2 separate regions of the Mus musculus genome follow, and region 2 is linked to region 1. Evidence: chromatin contacts called from ENCODE POLR2A ChIA-PET data. All regions are on one chromosome and are shown on one strand. Each heading gives the region's core, a stretch centred on a gene start or an enhancer-like site at or near the end of the contact. The rest is flanking DNA. Distances are from core to core; before and after follow the strand shown. Region 1 holds the start of Siae (sialic acid acetylesterase). Region 2 holds the start of Tbrg1 (transforming growth factor beta regulated gene 1).

What was found. ChIA-PET counts read pairs that join two places held with the same protein, here RNA polymerase II (POLR2A).
Region 2: POLR2A ChIA-PET joins it to region 1 with 18 read pairs in Patski. The contact joins the promoter of Tbrg1 here to the promoter of Siae in region 1. POLR2A ChIA-PET finds 5 or more read pairs at or near these places in 2 of 5 experiments (Patski and embryonic stem cell).

Annotation. Positions count from the first base shown.
Region 1 is chr9:37,609,271-37,615,747 of GRCm38, forward strand. It overlaps Siae (sialic acid acetylesterase), which reads left to right and starts at 4,551. Exons shown (of 10, transcript NM_011734.4): 1 at 4,551-4,656. The coding sequence starts at 4,590. Spa17 (sperm autoantigenic protein 17) reads right to left here and starts at 4,450. Exons shown (of 5, transcript NM_011449.2): 1 at 4,286-4,450; 2 at 2,566-2,748. The coding sequence starts at 2,719.
Region 2 is chr9:37,655,960-37,661,994 of GRCm38, forward strand. It overlaps Tbrg1 (transforming growth factor beta regulated gene 1), which reads right to left and starts at 1,353. Exons shown (of 9, transcript NM_025289.3): 1 at 1,039-1,353. The coding sequence starts at 1,185. Panx3 (pannexin 3) reads right to left here. Exons shown (of 4, transcript NM_172454.2): 4 at 3,943-5,754. The coding sequence ends at 5,115.

The sequences.
Region 1 (6,477 bases), core at 3,301-5,800:
GACTGATTTGCTTTGTTGTTTGGGCCAGTGCAAACATTAAAAAAAAAAATCACCTAATATGTATATTTGGGTTGTTTTAATAAATGACAGTATAATGGAATGTGTAGAGGGGGAACTTCTTGGCTTACAGTTAAGTAAGTTTGACAGATACTACAGAATTCCTTTCCTGTGGATGCATGTTCTACCTCCAGTAGGAATGAGTGTGAGGGCTTATTTGTCTTAGCCTAATCTACAAATCATACTGATAAACTTTTGGCTTGCTGAGAATACATAGTAGTTGTTGGTAGTTGAGTGTAGTTTCTTCTGTTTTTCATTACTGTATTTGTGTGTGTGCCAATGGAAACAAGAAATCAGATCCCCTGGAACTGTAGTTACAGGCAGTTGTAAAGCTGCCCAGGTGGCTGCTGCTATCTGAGCTTGGGTCTTCTGGAAGAGCAGAAGTGCTCTTATCCCCGAAGCTATCTCTATATGCCCAATTTTGATTGGAATTGTTATTATGGGATAGTTGGGGTAGCTTTTCATGTTAAGAGCTATCTGTGTTAATTTTTGTGTGAACCGTTATCTCTTGACATAAAGGCGTTTAACACATGATTTTTACAAGCTATTTATTAGGCTTATTAACTCACTGGGCTGCTGGGACGTGAACTGCAAGCATTTTTCTCAGTTTGTTATTTTGTTTTCTTCATGCTGCTTTGTTACACACAAGCTGACTTCTTATGCTGTCAGTTCCATCAATCTGTTCCTTCAACCGTGTTGCCTTTGAGTTTGAAGCAACTTGGCAAGCAAGATGTTTTTCTTAAGGGATGAAGTACCTCCCAGCATTTATATGGTTTCTTTCTTAGTATTTAAATCTGGAATCAACTTATTATTTATCTGGGGCTATGATATAAAGTATTGATACAATTTTGTTTTCTTATTTTGATCTCAATACTATTTAAGAAGTCCATTTTCTCCTAATGACTTGAGCTACCACTTACACTGTATAGTCACAGGTTTCCTGTCACAAAAATGAAGACTACTAGCCACCCATGAAAAACGGTGGCAAGGGAATTCTTGCCATGTGGGAGACCGGACATTGTTGGTTTAGAAGTCCACACTCATTTATTTTGATTATACTTGTGAAGGTTAAGTTTTTACACTGTATCAGTTGGTAATTCACCTTTAGTTGACGTAAGTGGAAGTGGGTGTGGTGGTTAAGTTTTTTTTTCAAATGGTTTTAGCCACTTGTTTATCAGAGAACTAGTATTCTAAGGCCATTAGTCATCAATTGTTTTTATTACTGTGACCTGGTAACAATGACTCAAATATTTTTTTAATGGTATGCTCCTGAGTTCTAAAATTAAACAAATGACTAAAGATTTTTACTGCATGAATTTGTAAAAGTCAATGTTACAATAACCAAATTCATGTTCATACAAACATTACTTTTAATCAGACAATATATCTTAATAGCTTTCCCCTACTAATATTGTAGATTGTGCAGCAAACATTCACCCTGACTGGATATGAAACAGACCAGCAGGAGTCAGGAAACTGGTGGAAATTTTGAGTTCTTCAAAGGCAGGATCACAAGGGACAGGAGGTGGAGCTGTTCAGTGTGTGTGAGTTATTTGGATTCTATCTGTGTCCTGGGTTTCCTCTCTCTGTAAAATGATTTATGAAGGAACATCTGTTTGCTTAGGGGTATTTCCAGTCTACTTTGCCTAAAGTAATGGTAACAAACCTTCTATACTATGATTGTTCCAGGCAAGAGTAGGTTTTCAGCACAAACATGATGATAATTGTTCTTTCCCCCTTTGACCTGTGAGCCAGATCCTCATATTCATGAATCGTCAAGGCTGGGATTTGTACATCGTACAAAGGAAGTATAGGAACTTCACTTTGGCTTAAAATCAAAGTCACTGCTAGCATGAACCTTAGTCTCTGTGCAGGATGGGACCTGGAAAGTACATAGAATGTAAATTACCTTCCCAGCTGGCAATTCACTTGCCAAAGCAGTTTGTTTCTGTGCCTTCGTTGAAGAACAGTTTCATATACCCCAGCGAAACCCGGTTTATTTAATCTAGGGAGTGTTAAATTATTTTTATAACACTTATGATACTTTCAAATGAGAAGAATCAAAATTTAAAGAAAACTGCAAATTATCCTCTCAGGAAGAACAGGCAGTGAGCTAGCAGGGTTGCCTGAGAATAGGGTCCTTCCATACTGCATCTGTGAGAAATACAGAGAGAATGGCAGGGTACTGAACTGTCACAGCCTGTTGCAAACAGTAAGAGCCGTACTTGCAACCACTGGCCTTATAAAGGCTTTCTGCACAATGACCATGATTTTTAATGTTCTTTTTTTCTTTTTTGTATGTGTGTATGTTTTCATGCTCCCGTGTGTGTGTGTGTGTGTGTGTGTGTATGTGTGTGTGTGTGTGTGTGTGTGTAGTGCTAGATATGTGTTTGCACGTACATGGTGGTCACAGGCTGAAGACATGTATATTCCTCAATCTTAAGTTTTACCATAATGAAATGCTTAGTTTATTTTAAAATTCCTATTTTTTTTTTTAAAAGAGCTTACTCTCTCTTTTCTCTAGAAGGTTCTCAAAATACGCTGCGGCAAAAGCTGGTATATTGTCCGGTTGCTCCCTCAGAATCTCCCGTGTCAGCCCTTCAAGAAGATTTCCAAATCCTTGTGGAATTCGGTAGTGGGTGTTGGAGAAAGGAATCGACATCTCCTCGGAAAGAATTGCCTATATGGTACCTAAAGATTCAGTAAAAAGTGCCTAATTTAAATTATATAATCACAAGTTTCACAAACCAACTCACTATCACGACTCAAATCATTTCTCAAACACACATACCATATTTTGGACTTTAAAAAGAAAAAAGTCACACAATCTAGGTCCTGGTGCTCTCTCTATCTCAGTAGATCTGAATCAAATCCACGCACATCCTATTGTGGCCGAAGTGAACTGACTCTCACAAAATGTTCTCTGACTTCCATAGGCTGACGACATCATGGAGGCCGTGCCCATACACATGCACATACTAAATAAATGAACACCAAATTCACCCCACCACGTCTATCCTTTTCTCCTAGAGTTTTGAATTCTACCACTGAACTATTTTGTTTGTTTTCTGAGACAGAGTCTCTCAACATAGCTCTGGCTGTTCTGTAACTATGTAGACCAGGCTGCCCTCTAACTCAGAGATCTACCTGCCTCTGTCTCCCAAGTGCGGCGATTAGAGCCAGCCTGGTGGATAAACACTATGCTTTGTGAATTATAGTATCATAAATCCAGATCCATTAAATTAGACAAATACATATTTTCAAAGTTAGAGAACCACAGTTTTCACTAGATTAAGTACTTTGTTTTTCTGTCCTTAAGAGGTGAGGGTAGATGTTGCAAGCCCACAGTATTGAAGAGACAATGATTGCTGAGAAGCTGGTATAAACAATCCCCTTTACATTGCTGAGAAGAAACTATTTCAAGTGCAGTACTTGGGAGGCAAGGGTAGGTGGGTCTTTGTGAGTTCAAGGTCAGCCTTGTCTACAGGGTGAGTTTCCGGACAGCCAGGGGCTAAACAGAGAAACCCTGCCTCAAAAACCCAAAAATCAAACAAATAGCAAGCAAGCAAACAAAAATCTAGTCGTTCTAGAAATTATTATAATTTGTTGAATAGTTTCACTTGTTTTTCAGCCCCAACTTTTGAAGCATGTTCTCAAGTGCCTCTGCTTTCTGATGAGGGATTGTGAAAGGGGAGGTCGTGTATTTGGGAGTCAGCTTTTGATGTTTGGGGAATCTTATTTTCTGGTTTTCTCAGGCCTTCTTTTATCTTATTATTCGAGGACTGGCTTAAAGGTGGCTGACATAGGATTTGATTATTGAGAAAAGAGAGCTTCGGGTCTGGGCGTGTGCTCCCTCTGCCTCCCCCAAGAAGCACAAAGGCGGCGCTGGTTGGGGTCGAGGCTGGAGGACTAGAGGTTTAACAAGGCCTAACCTGTGGAGTCTCTTCCCTTTCTCTCTTTTGGCCACAAACAGCAGATTAGATATCGAATCTTGAGAGCTGTGTAAAGCCCTGAACCGGGCGGGGGAGGACAGGCTGTCGAGGGGAAGCAGGTCAAACCGTGGGCGGGACGCCAAAGACCTAGCGTTCCAGATTCTCCGAGAAAGGGCTTGCCAGGCTCTCTGTCTGGTCCAGGAGTTGCGGGAGTATTGGAGATGCGGAGAGACTACGGCACGAAGGAAAATGGCGAAGCCTCCACATTGGAGAGGGAGTGGGGGAAACTGCCTCACCTCTTCTTTCTCTTCAAGCTGGTGCGGATGGTTCCAGTGTTTTATCTCGTTGCTGGGTAACCGTTTTTTTTTTTCTTTTTTCTTTTTTCTTTTTTTTTTAACTACGGAGGCCGGGAGGGGAGCGCCCTGCGCCGCGCCGCGCCGCGCCGCTGATGGTTTCGCGTACTGAAGGCTTGAGGGTGGGGCCCGATAGGTAGACCCTCCCAGGCCCCGCCCACTACGCAAGACCACGCCTCTGCCCTGTCCCCGCCCCCGCATAGGGGCTCTTCCTGAATTCGGCGGGTTAATCAGGATCTTCACAAACATGGTTTCCCCGGGGCCTGTGTTTGGGATAGTGCTGCTCATAATCGCGCGAGTCAGCAGAAGTGCAGGTGAGGTGTCACAGCTGTGCCGGACCCTTGCCTTTCAGATCTTCTGCAGGATCATGGCATGCGTCCCCTTTAAAGGTCTGGTTTGAGTCAGAACTGGACTTTTCGCACCTAGTTCTGGCTCAAGGTACTGTTGGGCCCATCTACTGCCTTTTTCATGCAGGGTACCTCATTTGCAGCATAGGAGGCAGGGAGAGACTTCGGTTTACCCATTGGAATAGGCTCCAGAGTCCCCAGACCGAAGCCTTGAGGAGAGCTCAAAGAGAAGGGGGCGAAGCTTAGTTAGATAATATTTGGAAACAGGTGTCTGAGTCATCCAAAATACTTCAACACCTGCCCCCTCAGTAGTGCCCTTGGGGAGGGCTTCTGTCGGGATGGGTGCCTTGAGGGAATTAAATTTTACTAGTTTCTAAGTGGTTATTAGGGCTAAGAAATACAACCCCCTCACTAGCTCAGAATAATTTAAGGTTCAGCTCTGAATTTTGATACAGCCTAAGAGATACTAGTGGAGGGGTAAGACTCATCACACTGGAGAGGGAGCTATTTCACACTGGCCATTGTGCAGGTCAGAGCTTGTCATCTGACTAACCTGAGCTGGACATTGCCCTCTGCATGGAGATATCAAAAGATAGGAATCTATTCACTTAAAGTAAAAGGTTACTGCTGGAGCCACCCACCCTTCTTTTCTTTGTATCACTGAAAGAGTGGACCTCATCCATAGACTGTCAATAAATGAAATTTGGGGGGGGGGATGAGAATATAGCTCAGTGATAAAGCTCTTGGCTGGAGTGCTAGGAATTTGTGGTCCCATTACCATTATCCTCACAGCAAAAATGAAATTGCAATTCCTTTGGAATTAGATGACGTTGATTCTCATTCTGTCATAAACTACCTTCTGAGGCCTGTCAAGGACATTACTGTCTTCTTTCTTAAGAACTCTGCTACACGAGTAAGCTCCTAGTAGATTGTAAGATCCTTGGCAGCAAGAATTTTTATCTACTATTGGAATTATTTTTCCTTCCAGGGTTGCAGTCTCAATGTGTAAAGTACTAGGTATCATTAAAGAGATATTCATTGAATTCATAGCTGTTCTAATTATTCTTTAAAATTGCTTAATCTATTTGTGCTCTAGTCCCTTGATGGGTAATGTGGTTAGGTTATATCTCTTCATCGGTAGTAACACAATTAACACGTTTATTATAAAGATAATTTCCACCTCTAAATTTTTTTTTTCTCACCATAAATCCATTCACAAAGAGCTTCTATAACTGAATGTTGGCAAACACAGAAGGGCTTGGGAAGGCATTCCCCATCCTATGGACTGCAACATTGTTGCCCATGTAAGGAATATTTTCTTCACTCTGTTCTTCCAACTCAAGTCTTCTCTTTGCTTAGCTCTTATTTATGCGTTTACTTTTCAGCTTTTGTTCTGTATCTACCCAAGACAGGGCCCTCCCACACATATGCCTCCCGGTTTCCCCAGCAGGCTGCCATCCTGCTTATGCAATTCTGGGATGTTGTGGTTCCAGAGTATTTTGCTCATGGTACATGCTTCTTGAGGTTGTTAAGCTTTCCGGATAATCCTTGATTGCCATGTAGGCTTCCTGATCGAACTAGCTCCGGAGTGAGAAAGAAAACTGAGGATTTTTAGGGTTAGCCTGTAACTTAAAAAGCAGTATTAATAGGCCACCAAGCTTGTGAGGGGACCCCCATTAGCTCGACTGCCCTGTTAAGTATAGCCTAAGGGGCCTGCCATCTTTTGTAGCTTTCAGCAAGGAAAATGTCAGCTTTGTTAATTCTAATTCTCTTCCCTGTCTATCACTT
Region 2 (6,035 bases), core at 103-2,602, 43 kb after region 1:
AAGGAAATGCCTATTTGGGTGTTTCACAGGTGGAGCCTCAAATTGGTGTTCAAGGCATCAGTTGGTTTAAGTACACGGAGACCCTTTGGTTTCATAAGATCTTTGTATACTTAACGAAACCAACACTATCTTTAAATGTCGACTTGTAAGCATTAGGCAGGCTCTGACATCATGTGACAAGAGAGAACAGTGAGTATAAGGTGTTGACTTCCTGATTTACTCATATTTCCCTCGACACATATACAAGCGTTAAATGTTTTAGCAACAACAAATTGAAAGTCAAAACTTTTCCCGATACGTCTACAAAGACCTTGTAGAAAGAAGTGTTAAACTGCAGGTTCAGATGTGAGGGTATATGGACCGTATACCTATTACCAAGCAAGCACTGAGGTGACTGGCTAAGCTAGAATAGTCTATTTATTAGACTGTTATCAGATTTATTAGACCCTAATACTTCTTGGCTGGTAAAGAAGTTTACTCATCAAATCCTAAATCCCTACAATTAAAGCAGGAAGTGTCTATACACCTCAGCAGGAGGAGGTAGCCTGTTTCCTGATGTTGAGTTCCACTTTCAGTTTCGGATGGAGGGAAGGCAGAAACACCTAGAAGCCTCGTCAAAGGGAGCTACAACCAGGACAATTTTGAAAGATTTAGGTGCCTGTTTACGAAAGCGGCAGCCATGGCGTTAGGGTTGGGTGTACTTAGGAAACAGGCTGTGTAGAGTAAATAATAAACTGGAATCAGGGTATCCAAGTTGGAGTTAGGGCACGTCATCCCTCTGGGCTTCATTTCAGTGTGCTCGCCTTAAAAGACACTCCTTAGGCTCGAAACGAAAAGTAGCAAGAAGGTAATGACTAAAGTTTGCTGGCGGAGCACTCTTCAGTCCTCATTTATAGAGGAGTTGACAGGACTAGAGGAATAACTTATGCAAGGATATGGAACTAATATTCCCAAGCGAGGCAACTAACACTGGACGGATATTCTTTCTCTGAGAGAGTTGAGGTGGGGAAGACAGTCCCCACCCAAACCCAGACTCACAAACACCGTGGCCTTAGCTGCTCTGCGCAGCCGCAGGTACTTCAGCCGGTACTTCTCGTTCTGGCTCTTCCTCGGGAGCCTTTTCATCCTGGCCTTGCTGGACAGCGGGGTGCGCGGCTCGGAGGCCAGGCCGCTCAACACGCTCATGATCAGACCGGGTTCTGGAGCTCCGGGGCGCGGAGGGGATGGAGCGCAGGCAGAAACAGATGGCGATCCTCGGCACTTCCCAGTCGATTTCCCAAGGAAGACCCGCCGGAAGTTGCGCAAAAGCACCGCCACGTGTAACTTCCGGGTTTGGAAGTTGCGGTGGTTCGGACCTAGCGGTGGGCTGGGAGGACGGGTGTGGCTCAGGGTTGCAAGGAGCTGGAGCTGGAAAGAACCGGTCCTACCCGGCTGATAGCCAGCGAAGTAGGGAAGAGTTTAAAGTCCTGATGCAGACGCTCAGGCAGGTGCCCTCAGGGAATGCACGTCCACATCTGCTTTCCCAGGTTGCTCTGAGCAGCAGGCCTTCCTGGGGTTTTAGCAGACTTAAATACTAATGCGGGGAACTCAGTTTCCCATATGTGCTGATCGCACAAGTGTTTCTTAGGCTGTGAACTTCGGGGATAGTAAAACAAGACCTTGATTGCCCCAAAGCTTGGTATCTAGTTAGCAAACTGTTTTAATAAAATGTTAAGTAGCACAAGGTCGGCTTTCAGTGGTTTTAAAATGAAACCAGGAGCGTTTCAAGTACACATACTTCCTATCGTTTTTTTCTTTCAGTAGTGTCAAACCAATTGACTGAGCCTCTTTTTCACATTTTGTTTTTGTTGTTTGTTTTCTCCCTCTCAAAGTAAGAAATGAGATGGGGTGGATTTCCAAACTAGTGTACTCATATAAAAGATAATTATTGTTAAATTCTCCAAATCTAGACGTTTACGGTTGTACATGGAAGCCAAGAAGTATGTTACATAATTAACGCGCTCACTGAATTACTAGAGAAAAACCTAATACTGATAAAGACAACTTAGAATTCAGTAAGTGATCCAAGTATTTAATCTCTGAAAACTGTAAAAACCATTGCAGTTTTGACAAACTGCAACCCAAGAGAAAAAGCGTGTAGATACTCTTCTATGACTGCCCATGTAACAAGCTGCTTTTTTTGAACTTGGTTGGGTCTTAATAATGCAACTCCAGGGTACCATTTGCCTTCACAAATACCTAAGGTGCTCCTGTGGATTTAGTTGGTTTTAAAAGCCATCAGAATTGTGACAACTTATAAAATACACTGCTTTGAAAATATATACTGGAATTCTAGCTTGGAATCTGAAAGCACTCATAGTAATCGAAATTGACTTTATTCTTAATAAAGCGTTAGTTTTAACTGCCTGATTTGCTGTTTAGCTGCATTTTGTTCTCATAGACTTTGACATCTATCTGACTTTTTGTATTATTCATCTTCTTCGTGTGTTGTGTCTATGAGGAGGAAAGTCCCAGCCTCTGCTTTAGTTGAAAGCTCTTTTGGCCAGTAGACTTCAGTGGAATAGTCCCAAACATGTTTATTATTATTTTTTTTTTTCACTTGAGACTTTTTCTTTTACAATTAAGGCAATTTTCTTGCAAATTTGACAAAAAAGAAGGTATTGTTTATTTGTTGGCTTTGATAGACTGGGTTCTTAACAGTGCCAAACTCTCTGTGTAGGGAAAGATGACCCTGAACTCCTGACCCTCCTGTTTCTATCTCCCAAATTCTGGGACTATAGCCATAGACAACCATGTCCAGCTTGGGGAATTTTTTTTAAAATCCATGGGCTGTGATCTAACTCAGTGGCAAAGCACTTATATTATAGGTGAAGAGCTCTGGGTTTGATTTCTAGCATTCCAAAATGAGTGGTGGATGAATGGATGGATGGATGAATGAATGAATGAATGAGTAACAGAGGCCCCAAGTTCAGTTTCAAGAAACCACATCCTGTAGCGCACAGCTATTTGTAATTCCAGCTTTAGGGGATCTGACATGGGCACTTGCACTCACATGTGTACACACCTGTCATCCATGTAGACACATAACAAAGGTTTGAAAAAAATAACAACAACAACAACAACAACAACACAATAATAACTCCCCCTATCCCAAACCACCAAGACACCCATAATACTGCCTCTTTGGATGAACTACTATTAATATTTTAGTATATGTTTTGATTTTTCACAGAAGTTAGACAATACTGAATACAATGTTTCTTTTTGCTATCATCTTTAAAAGTTATGACTTTTTCATAAGCATTATTTTTATTTTACTTTTTTCTCCCAAATCATGGTGGATCAGATTTCCTTTTCATGGTATTTCTTCCCATGATCCTCTAGGAAGATCCATGACAGGTCTGGATTAGAGAGCTGGGCAGAAGTGAAGGTGAAGGAGGACGGAAAGGAGAAGGACGTGATGGGAGAGGTGGTGTGTTATCAGAACCACAATGTAAATGTTATTATAACAAAACAGATCTTTTGATGACAGCGATCCTTTGCTAGTGTACATGTGGGGCAAAGTGCTCTGGTGTCTTTGTTTTTGAAATAGCAGGAACTACTTATCTGTAGCTTCTAACTGCAAAGACACATTATGGTAGTCAGGAAGTACAGCTACAAAGATAGAGCGGTGGTGCAGCCATTCTTCTTCGTTTTTTTTTTTTTTCCAGCCATTCTAATGATTTTAAAACCCAAAGCTGGGGACAGAGCTTTAAAGTAGTTTGTTAAGTTGTACAAATAGGAACAGGGCTTGGGGTATCTTCTAGGACTCCTTTCTCCTCACTTGATTGCTCACGTCTATCTTTTACGTAACGAGGAAACAAGAGGAGAGACTGAAGTATTGTGTAGTGTCTAGATCATGAAAGCGCTTCTGTACTCACTGAACAATGGAACTTTTATTAGTGACATGAAACTTTTATTAATGTCATCTGTGAACATCTATAAGCTCTTGGCTTGCTTTATGGCAATTGACATGAATTTGTCAGAAGCAACCTGACTTTTCTATTACCTATATGAAGAGGGATCTAAATGACTTGTATAAAAAAATTCTCTCAAGAAATACATAATATACAGTTTAAAAATATTTATTAAGAGTCACGAGGGTACTGGGGATAGAGCACCGTCTTTTGAATCAGAGCTAAGCTGTGACAATTAGATGCCAGGAGGAAACAGTGAATGGAGAATGTATAGAAGTGGATCGATGGGACTTGCATGTTAATACTCCTTTGTTTACTTTTCTTGTGTATGGAGATCAGAAGGTAACTTGGAGAATCGGTTCTATCCTTTCACCATTTGGGTCCCAGGCATTGAAATCAGGTATTCAGGCTTGGCAGCAGCCTTTTCACCTCCTGACCTTCACTGGTTGGCTGTAGTATGCTTTGGACTATTAGGAATACACCTAGGCTTCATTAAGATTTTAGAAGGTGTTCATAGTCCATAATCTGAGCCCTCGTGGAAAAGAATCCTCAGTTTATATCATAAAAAGCGTATTGGACTCCTAAAGATTCAACTTATGGCTTTGTCTCTGTCCTTATGTCCCAAAAGCAGATTACAAGTTAAAGCCATCATTATTTCTTGTCTCATTAGCAGGCTATAGAGTGCTTGGCAAGGCTGAAAATGTCCACAAAGCAAGATGGGCAGGCCAAATCAAAGAGTTTCAGGGGTTCATATCCTTATTAATCTCTTATTAAATTGTTCTACCCTGCCCATTGTGGGAAGGGAAGCATGACTTCTAGAGCGGGTGGGCCTTGTGAGAATTTCCCTCCATAAATGGCCTTTAGAATTTTTCTGAGTTCAATAATTGCACTTTGCTTCAGCTTGTTCCTTTAGCACTACTGTCCTCTGAATGTTCTAAACTGAACTTTTCAGTTCTTTGACTCTTGACTCCCAGACTTCACACTGAATTTTCATGTGTTGATTTTTATCTTCTTAAAAATACAGGATATTTCAGCTGAATCCAATCTCTTAACCATTTTACGTGGACATCCTTATTATTTTTCTGTCTTTTACTCTGCATAGCTTGTGAAGAAGGAGAGTTACTTTCTATAAAACTTATCTGTGTTTCTTTTTTTAAACTATGCGTGTTCATCATATGTATGTTGGGTGAGATGTTTAGGTTTTGAGGGTTCTAAGCCAGCCACAAAGGTCATAAAGTCAACCACTGTGTCGATGTTGTGTTTCTGGGTGGTTGTATCCTTCAACACACTTAAGACACTCAGCCAGCTAAAAGAGATGAGCTCAGAGATATTAGCTCGGAGGAAAAGAAGAATCACATTGAGGTCATTGATGGGGCATCCTAGCATCTTTCTACTGAGGAGATCAAAAGCTGGGAGCATCTCATAGATGGATAGGAGTCCTTTGTCCCACCGACATAGCCGTGTGAGGTTGTATATTATCACTGGGACCAATATGGTGTATATTGCTGCACTGGAGACACTCACAATCTGGAATACAGACAGGGAGGTCAGCCTGCATGTGATCAGCTCTGGCACATGGGTCTCATCATGTAGCAGCCCTGTCTTGATGAAGCAGTTAAATTCGTCTTGAAAGAAGACATCTAAATGGAATTGGCCAAGGTACAGGTAAGTGGCTGAGGTAAAGAGGAGTAAGAGGGCGTTCCTCAGGAGGTAGGTGGCCACTAGCCAATGGGAGCGCTGCTTGCATTCCAGGTACCGCTCTAGCAAGGGAAATTCAAAGTACCGTTCCTTCCGGGCCCTGGGCAGGGGAAAAAAAAGGCATTGTTAGGGAGGACCATGTAGAACCATCCCCCAAAAGTCACTTGGAAGACTAGCAAGTCTGTGTATCTAACATATTAATTTTTTTAACCTTTATTTTGATTCTGTGTGTATGGATAGTTAGTCTCTATGTATATCTGTGCACTCCATGCATACAGTGCCTACAGACACCATAAGAAGGCACTGGAGCCCTTGGGATTGGAGTTACAGATGTTGTGGGCAGCCATGTGAGTATTAAGAATCTTTTCCAGTCCTCTGTAA